Regions from separate parts of the Homo sapiens genome. Here region 2 is linked to region 1. Evidence: read pairs that join two places in POLR2A ChIA-PET (ENCODE). Cell type or tissue: A673. All regions are shown on one strand. Each heading gives the region's core, and the rest is flanking DNA. Links, peaks and the distances in the headings are about the cores only. Region 1 has its middle 12 kb from the start of SULT2B1. Region 2 has its middle 18 kb from the start of FGF21.

Region 1 (4,524 bases), core at 254-4,253:
CACCATGCCTGGCTAATTTTTTTATTTTGAGGTCTCACTATGTTGTCCAGGCTGGTCTCCCACTTCTGGCCTCAAGCGATCCTCCCACCTTGGCCTCCCAAAGTGCCAGGATTTCAGGTGGGAACCACCGCACCCGGTCTCGGTTTGATCACTTTAATTGGCTGCATTGCATTGCAAGAATGACTGTATCTTGGTTTATTTAATTTTTCCCTTATGCACGGCATCTGGGTTGTTTCCAGCTTCTTTCCCATGACAAACATAAACAACACTGCAGTAAACATCACTGAGTTCACGTGATTTGGAGATGTGGAAATTCAGGAACGAAGGGGGCCCTTATCTAAATGTCAACCGACCTGTCCCATGGCCTCCAGAGAGACTGCATGTCCCTCCTCCTCCATTGTTTTGCAATTCTCAGCTTTTCTATTTTGAGCTTGTGTTATTTTTCTTATTTATTTATTTTTATTTTAATTGAAGTTCTGGGATACATGTGCAGAACACGCAGGTTTGTTACATAGGTATACATGTTTCATGGTGGTTTGCTCTATCTATCAACCCATCATGTAGGTTTTAAGCCCTGCATGCATTAGGTATTTGTCCTAATGCTCTCCCTCCCCTTGCCCCCCACCCCCCACCGACAGGCCCCGGTGTGTGATGTTCCCCTCCCTGTGTCTATGTGTTCTCATTGTTCGACTCGCACTTATGAGTGAGAACATGCGTTGTTTGGTTTTCTGTTTCTGTGTTAGTTTGCTGAGAATGATGGCTACCAGCTTCATCCATTTCCCTTCAAAGGACATGAACTCATTCTTTTTTATGACTGCATAGTATTCCACAATGTATATGTGCCATATTTTCTTTATCCAGTCTATCATTGTTGGGCATTTGGGTTGGTTCCAAGTCTTTGCCATTGTAATGTTTATTTATTTATTCTTTAAGATAAGAGTTTTGCTCTGTCGCCCAGGCCTGAGTGCAGTGGTGCATTCTCGGCTCACTGCAACCTCCACCTCCCGGGTTCAAGCAATTCTCCTGCCTCAGGCTCCCAAGTAGCTGGGATTACAGGTGACCACCACCACACCTGGCTAATTTTTGTACTTTTGGTGGAGATGGGGTTTCACCTTGTTGGCCAGGCTGGTCTCGAACTTCTGACCTCAGGTGATCCTCCCACCTTGGCCTCCCAAAGTGCTGGGATTACAGGCGTGAGCCACCTCGCCTGCCCTAAATGAGGCTTTATTAAGTTTGGGCTCAACATGTATGATGTGAATTCTTCCCAGTTTGTTGAGAGAGCTGTGGGTCTATGGTGCTGAGGGGAGTAGACAAAGCCCCTCCTCCTGACACCCCAAACCAATGGGGGAGACAGACAGAGCTTCCGACTTCCTTAGCTTGGGGACTGGCTTTTAAAAACCGCACAGGGCTGGGTGCGGTGGTTCATGCCTGTAATCCCAGCACTTTGGGAGGCCAAGGTGGGCAGATCGCGAGGTCAGGAGTTCAAGACCAGCCTAGCCAATATGGTGAAATCCCATCTCTACTAAAAAATACAAAAAGTACAAAAAATAGCCACGTTTGGTGGCCTATGCCTGTAGTCCCAGCTACTCAGGAGGCTGAGGCAGGAGAATCACTTGAACCTGGGAAGCAGAGGTTGCAGTGAGCCGAGATCACGCCACTACACTCCAGCCTGGGCGACAGAGTGAGGCTCCATCTCAAAAAAAATAAAAATAAAAATAAATAAAATAAAATAAAATAAATGAAAGTAAAAATTGCCCAGGAGCCAGGTGTGGTGGCTCACGTCTGTAATCTCAGCACTTTGGGAGGCCGAGGCGGGCGGATCATGAGGTCAAGAGTTAGAGACCAGCCTGGCCAACATGGTGAAACTCCGTCCCTACTAAAAATACAAAAATTAGCTGGGCGTGGTGGTGGGTGCCTGTAATCCCAGTTACTCAGTAGGCTAAGGAAGGAGAATTGCTTGAACCCGGGAGGCGGAGGTTGCAGTGAGCTGAGATTGTGCCATTGCATTCCAGCCTGGGTGACAGGGCAAGACTTTGTCTCAAAAAAAAAAAAAAAAAAAAAAACAAAACTGCCCAGGAAATTCTTACGCGCAGTCCTACGTGGGGACTAGCGGCCCAGAGCTACTGCTTATTAAGCATTTATTATGAGCCAGGAAAGGTGCAAAATGTTTTATCCTTGAGTCTAGTTCATGCCTCCAGCAGAAGCCCAGGCCCCTGGGTTCTAGCATGGTCTTCTGCCAGCTTCGACTTGGACAAGTGACGTCAGTGCCCTGTATGTTGGTTTTCTCATTGGAAAGATGGAGATAATAATAGTGCCTACTCATAGGATCATCATGAGGCTGAAACGCGTAGCTGTGCAGATCTCTTGGCACTGTGCCAGGCACTGAGTATGTTCTACACAAGTGTTTGACAAATATAATAAAACTGATGGCTGGGCACCTGTAATCCCAGCACTTTAGGAGGCCGAGGCAGGTGGATCACTTGAGGTCAGGAGTTCAGGACCAGCCTGGGCAACATGGTGAAACCCCCTCCCTACTAAAAATACAAAAATTAGCGGGGCATGATGGCGGGCACCTGTAATCCCAGCTACTCGAGAGGCTGAGACACGAGAATCGCTTGAACCCGGGAGGCAGAGGTTGCCGCGAGCCAAGATCGCACCACTGCACTCCAGCCTGGATGAAAGAGCGAGACTCCATCCCAAACAATTAACAAAAATAACTGACTGTGTATCTTGGAGTGACAGAGCTGTCCCTGCTTGTGTAATGTGCCTATCCATGCATTGGCGAGGCGTGTCGATCCTGCAGCTGGGAGAGAGTTTGCATGGGAGGAGGCAGCGTGAGAGATCAGTCCCCAGGCACAGAGGAAAACCGAGCTGGGACTCAGCTCTCACGGTCCTGCCATTCAGCCAGCTGAGAGGCACAGTCCCACATCCAGACCCTTACTTGTGCTGTCTCCTCTGTCCAGAACACTCTTTCCTTTCCTCACCTCCTTCAAAGGCTTGTTCCAATGTCATCATCTTGGTTTAAAGTGGAGATTCAGCTTAACCCCTTCCCCACCTGTGCCTACTGTCTCTCGATTGGCCTTATTCTTCTCCATGGCCCTCAATGTACACGTTTACCTGGAAAGTGCTCCCTGCAAGGCAGCTGCATACCATTATTAAGACTCTGTGACAGGCCGGGCGTGGTGGCTCATGCTTGTAATCCAGCACTTTGGGAGGCCGAGGCGGGCGGATCACTTGAGGCCAGGAGTTCCAGACCAGTCTGACCAACATGGTGAAACCCCGTCTCCACTAAAAATACAAAACTTAGCCTGGTGTGGTGGTGAGTGCCTGTTATCCCAGGTACTCGGGATGCTGAGGCAGGAGAATCGCTTGAACCCGGGAGGCGGAGGTTGCAGTGAGCCGAGATGGAAACACTCCACTCCAGCCTAGGTGACAGAGCGAGACTCCGTCTCAAAAAAAAAAAAAAAGAAAAAAGAAAAAAAAAAGACTCTGTGACTACATATATACACACACACACACACACGCATATATATATATATATATGCGTGTGTGTGTGTGTGTGTATATATAGGTGTGTGTATATATATATATATATATATATATAATTATACACACACACACACACACACACACACACACACAGAGATGAGGTCTCACTATGTTGTCCAGGCTGGTCTTGAATTCCTGAGCTCAACCGATTCTTCCACCTCACTCCCCCAAAGTGCTGGGATTACAGGCGTTAGCCACCACACCTGGGCTACTAATATGTATGTATGTATATATATATATATATATATTTTTTTTTTTTTTTTTTTGGATACAGAGTGTTGCTCTGTCACCCAGGCTTGAGTGCAGTGGCGCGATCTCGGCTCACTGCAAGCTCCTCTTCCCAGGTTCACGCCATTTTCCTGCCTCAGCCTCCCAAGTAGCTGGGATTACAGGTGCCCGCCACCATATCCAGCTAATTTTTTTTATTTTTAGTAGAGATAGGGTTTCACCGTGTTAGCCAGGATGGTCTCGATCTCCTGATCTCGTGATCTGCCCGCCTCAGGCTCCCAAAGTGCTGGGATTACAGGCGTGAGCCACCGTGCCCAGCTGATTTTTTTTTTTTTTTTGAGATGGAGTTTCGCTCTTGTTGCCCAGGCTGGAGTGCAATGGCGCGATCTCGGCTCACTGCAACCTCTGCCTCCCGAGTTCAAGCAATTCTCCTGCCTCAGCCTCCTGAGTAGCTGGGATTACAGGCACCTGTCACCACGCCCAGCTAATTTTTTGTATTTTTAGTAGAGGCAGGGTTTCACTATGTTGGCCAGGCTAGTCTCAAACTCCTAACCTCAGGCGATCCACGTGCCTCGGCCTCCCAAAGTGCTGGGATTACAGGCGTGACCCACCGTGCCCGGTCAATATTTTTGAAGGTCATTTTCTAACTGACACTAGGTGTGTGGGCCACCAGCTCCTCCCCCATGTTCTCTGCTCTGGCCGCACTGGCCTCCTTTACATTCGTCTATCACACCAGGCACCTTTCCA
Region 2 (4,222 bases), core at 223-4,222, 230 kb after region 1:
GTTCCAGGACCTTCTCCGGGAAACGTGTGGGGCATTTCCTCTTTGTTACACACTCAGGGTGAGCCCATTTTTCCTCTACTTGTTTGGGTGAAGCTTCGCCGCTGTCTCTGCCACAAAGCTGACCCTCCAGCTCTGTGACCCCCTTGGCAGCTGGCACCAGCAGCACGGGGCCCTGGCAGGGCGCTGGCTGGCAGGAGGAGGGGTGTAGGGATTTCTCACAAGACCCTAGTTCCACACTGCGTCTTGCCAGGAGCCAGGGACAGCAATGGCTCCAGCTTCCTGTTACTTTCTGCTCTTCCGGAAGTAGATTTCCAGGCCCCTCAGAGAGAGGTCCCAGACTCCATTAGGCCACACCCTCTTGGAGGTGAGAGACCCGCTGCCTGCAGCCCACTCCCTAGAGGTCTATTTGGTTTGCATAGTCGCCGTTTTTTCATAATAAAACTTAAAAAAAAAAAAAAGACCAATTAAAACCTGTAAAACAGGTGGCAGGTGATCAGGATTAGAATGCTTTGAAATCTTTTGTTATTCTGGAATATGACAGAATGATTATATTTAGATTTGGTCACTTTAAGGATGCATGTTAAAATTTCAAGAGTGGGCCAGGCGCTGTGGCACACCCTTGTGATCCGAGCACTTTGGGAGACCGAGGCAGGAGGATCGATTCCTTGAGCCCAGGAGTTCGAGACCAGCCTGGGTAACATGGTGAAACACCGTCTCTAAAAAAACATACAAAAATGTGCCGGGCATGGTGGCACACACCTACAGTCCCAGCTACTTGGGAGGCTGAAGTGGGTGGGTCGCCTGAATTCAGGAGTTTGAGGCTGCAGTGAGCTATGATTGCACCATTGCACTCCAGCCTAGGTGACAGAGCAAGACCCTGTCTCTAAAAATAAATAAATAAATTTTCTTAACTTGGAAACAGTCACAAACATTTAAAAATTTGGAAGTACAGTACAAGCAATTCTTATTTTCCAGAACCATTTGAAAGTCACATGTGCCCTTGAAACCCCATCACTACATTAACACATACTCCAGTGTGTACTTTCTGCAAACAAGGACATTCTCCTACACAACCACAGCAGGGCCGCCAAAATCAGGAAAGTAGCCTTGACCCACGACTACTCTGGAATCATCAGACCTCCTTCATGTTTGCCACATGTCCCAGTGATGCTTTTTATGGCAAAAGAATGCAGTTCAGAGCCGGGAGCGGTGGCTCACGCCTGTAATCCCAACACTTTGGGAGGCCAAGGCGGGCGGATCACCTGAAGTCAGGAGTTCGAGACCACTCTGGCCAACATGGCAAAACCCCGTCTCTACTAAAAATGCAAAAATTACCAAAAATGGATGCCTGTAACCCCAGCTACTCGGAAGGCTGAGGCAGGAGAATCACTTGAACCCTGGAGGAGGAGGTTGCAGTGAGCCGAGATCGTGCCACTGCACTCCAGCCCAGATGACAAGAGTGAAACTCTGTCTCAAAAATAATAATAATAATAATAATAATAAAATAGCCGGGCGTGGTGGCGGGCATCTGTAATCCCAGCTACTCAGGAGGCTGAGGCAGGAGAATCTCTTGAACCCGGGAGGTGGAGGTTGTAGTGAGCCATGATTGCACCACCGCACTCCAGCCTGGGCAACAAAGCGAGACTCTGCTCTCCCCACTGCCAAAAAAAGAATGCAGTTCAGGGTCATGCACTGCTTCTGAGGGCAGGTCTCTTTGAAAGTCAGGAAGGACAGTTCCTCAGTCTTCCCTGGTGTTCATGACCTTGGCATTTGGAACATTACAGGCCGGTTATCGAGTCGTCTCTCCCTCCATGTGGATTTATTTGATGTTTCCTCGTGATCGGATTCTTTGGCAGCACAACGACTGAGATCATGTTGTGTGTTTCTCACTGGAAGTCAGGTCACTCGCGGCGTCCACCTCTCCAGTTTCTGATGACATTTGCTTCAGTCACATGATGCAAGTGGCATCAGCCGGACTTGTCCTTGCCAAGCAATGAGAGCTTTGAAACTATACTAATATCACATTCCTCAGGAAATCTTCAGGATTTTTTGTTTTCTTTTTTTTTTTTTTTTTTTTTTTCAGACAGAGTCTCACTCTGTCGCCCAGGCTTGAGTGCAATGGCGCGATCTTGGCTCACTGCAACCTCTGCCTCCCGGGTTCAAGCAATTCTCCTGCCTCAGCCTTCTGAGTAGCTGGGATTACAGGTACATGCCACCACAGCCAGCTAATTTTTGTATTTTTAGTAAAGATGGGGTTTCACCATGTTGGTCAGGCTGGTCTCGAACTCCTGACCTCATGATCCACCCGCCTTGGCCTCTCAAAGTGCTGAGATTACAGGCGTGACCCACTGCGCCTGGGCCATTTTTTTTGTTTTTTTTGAGATGGAGTCTTGCTGTGTCGCCCGGGCTGGAGTGCAGTGCTACAATTTGGCTCACTACTTCAGTCTCCCAGCCTCAAGCGACTCCCACCTCAGCCTCCCAAGTAGCTAGGACCACAGGCACACGCTATGACACCCAGCTAATTGTTTGTCTTTTTGGTAGAGACGGGGTTTCATCATGTTGCCCAGGCTGGTCTCGAACTCCTGACCTCAAGTGATCCACCACCTCGGCCTCCCAAAGTGCTGGGATTACAGGTGTGAACCACCGTGCCTGGCTCAAGTTATTATTTTTTTAATTATATTTTTTAGAGACAGGGTCTTGCTCTATTGCCCAGGCTGGAATGCAGTGATGCAATCACAGCTCACTGCAGCCTTGACCTCACTGGACTCAGTGATCCTCCCACCTCAGCCTCCTGAGTAGCTGGGAACAGAATGCCATCACTGCAGGATGCCATGCCTGGCCCTTCCAGTTATTAATGGATTTATTTATGTCTGTGTGGACTCATGGTTTCCTATTTTATTCCATGAGTTATAATCAGTTATATCATTCTCTATTTTTGGTGTTCAAACTCATTTATTTTGATGCTCTTTTTATTTACTTTTTTTTCTTTCAAGACAGAGTCTCCATCTGTCACCCAGCCTAGAGTGCAGTGGCGCGATCTCGGCTCACTGCAACCTCCACCTCCTGGGTTCAAGTGATTCTCCTGCCTCAGCCTCCTGAGTAGCTGGGACTACAGGCGTGCACCACCACACTCGGCTAATTTTTTTGTATTTTTAGTAGAGACGAGGTTTCACCATGTTGGTCAGGCTGGTCTCAAATCCCTGACCTCGTGATCTGCCTGCCTCAGCCTCCCAAAGTGCTGGGATTATAGGCGTGAGCCACCGTACCCGGCTCTTTATTTACTTTTTGGGGTACTCTGTATTTAGTCCTCTATTTTCCCAATGGGAGCCCCCTCAAGCTGGTGGCTATGTGCTTTGTTTGTTTGTTTGTTTTTGAGACAGGGTCTTGCTCTGTCACCCAGGCTGGAGTGCAGTGATGTGATTCGGCTCACTGCTACCTCCGCCTCCCAGGCTCAAGCCTTCCTCCCACTTCAGCCCCCCAAGTAGCTGGGATTACCAGGCATGCGCCACCACGCCTGGCTAATTTTTGTATTTTTAGTAGAGACGGGGTTTCACCATGTTCCCCAGGCTGGTCTTGAACTCCTGGCCTCAAGTGATCTGCCTGCCTCAGCCTCGCAAAGTGCTGGGATTGCAGATGTGAGCCACCGCGCCCAGCCTGTTTGTTTGTTTTAATCAGCTCTCAAGGGCTTGGAAACCATGCGTTTTTGACAGGCCTCCATTAGTCACACTTGAGTCGTTCCTGATTTCTGGTACAGCAAAATGTTCTAGGCTCATTTTTTTTCTTTCTCTAAACCAGCTCTAGAATCAGCTGTTTCTCCAAGGAGCCCTGGTTCCTTTTAGAATGGGAAGCCAAGATCCAAACACTAACAGGGCTCGTTGCTTTTGTTTTTGAATTTTGTCTGCTAATGGATCCTCTCAGGGGACGGATTACATATACACACACACACACACACACACACACACACACACACACACACACCACGCACATATGTGGGGCCAGGCACAGTGGCTCACACCTGTAATCTCAGCACTTTGGGAGGCTGAGGCAGGAGGACTGCTTGAGCCCAAGAGTTTGAGACCAGCCTACGCAACATAGTGAGGCCCAGTCTCTACTAATAATTTAAAAATTAGCCAGGCGTGGTGGTGCACACCTGTGGTCCCAGCTACTCAGAAGGCTGAGGATGGAGGATCGCTTGAGCCCATGAGGCAGAGTCTGCAGTGAC

What was found. ChIA-PET counts read pairs that join two places held together with the same protein. Peaks named below come from ENCODE experiments on the same cell type or tissue, not always from the same donor. Only the 100,000 strongest peaks of a DNase experiment are listed, where the experiment ranks them.
Region 2: POLR2A ChIA-PET joins it to region 1 with 7 read pairs; 2 of 35 experiments call an interaction of 5 or more read pairs at or near these places.

The regions. Positions count from the first base shown.
Region 1 is chr19:48,537,448-48,541,971 of GRCh38, forward strand. No RefSeq gene overlaps it. Among named protein-coding and RNA genes, the nearest start is that of SULT2B1, 12 kb to the right of the region's middle. In A673, for the core only: no CTCF peak of the experiment used is centred there; a DNase peak (open chromatin) is centred at 2,344.
Region 2 is chr19:48,770,950-48,775,171 of GRCh38, forward strand. No RefSeq gene overlaps it. Among named protein-coding and RNA genes, the nearest start is that of FGF21, 18 kb to the left of the region's middle. In A673, for the core only: no CTCF peak of the experiment used is centred there; no DNase peak of the experiment used is centred there.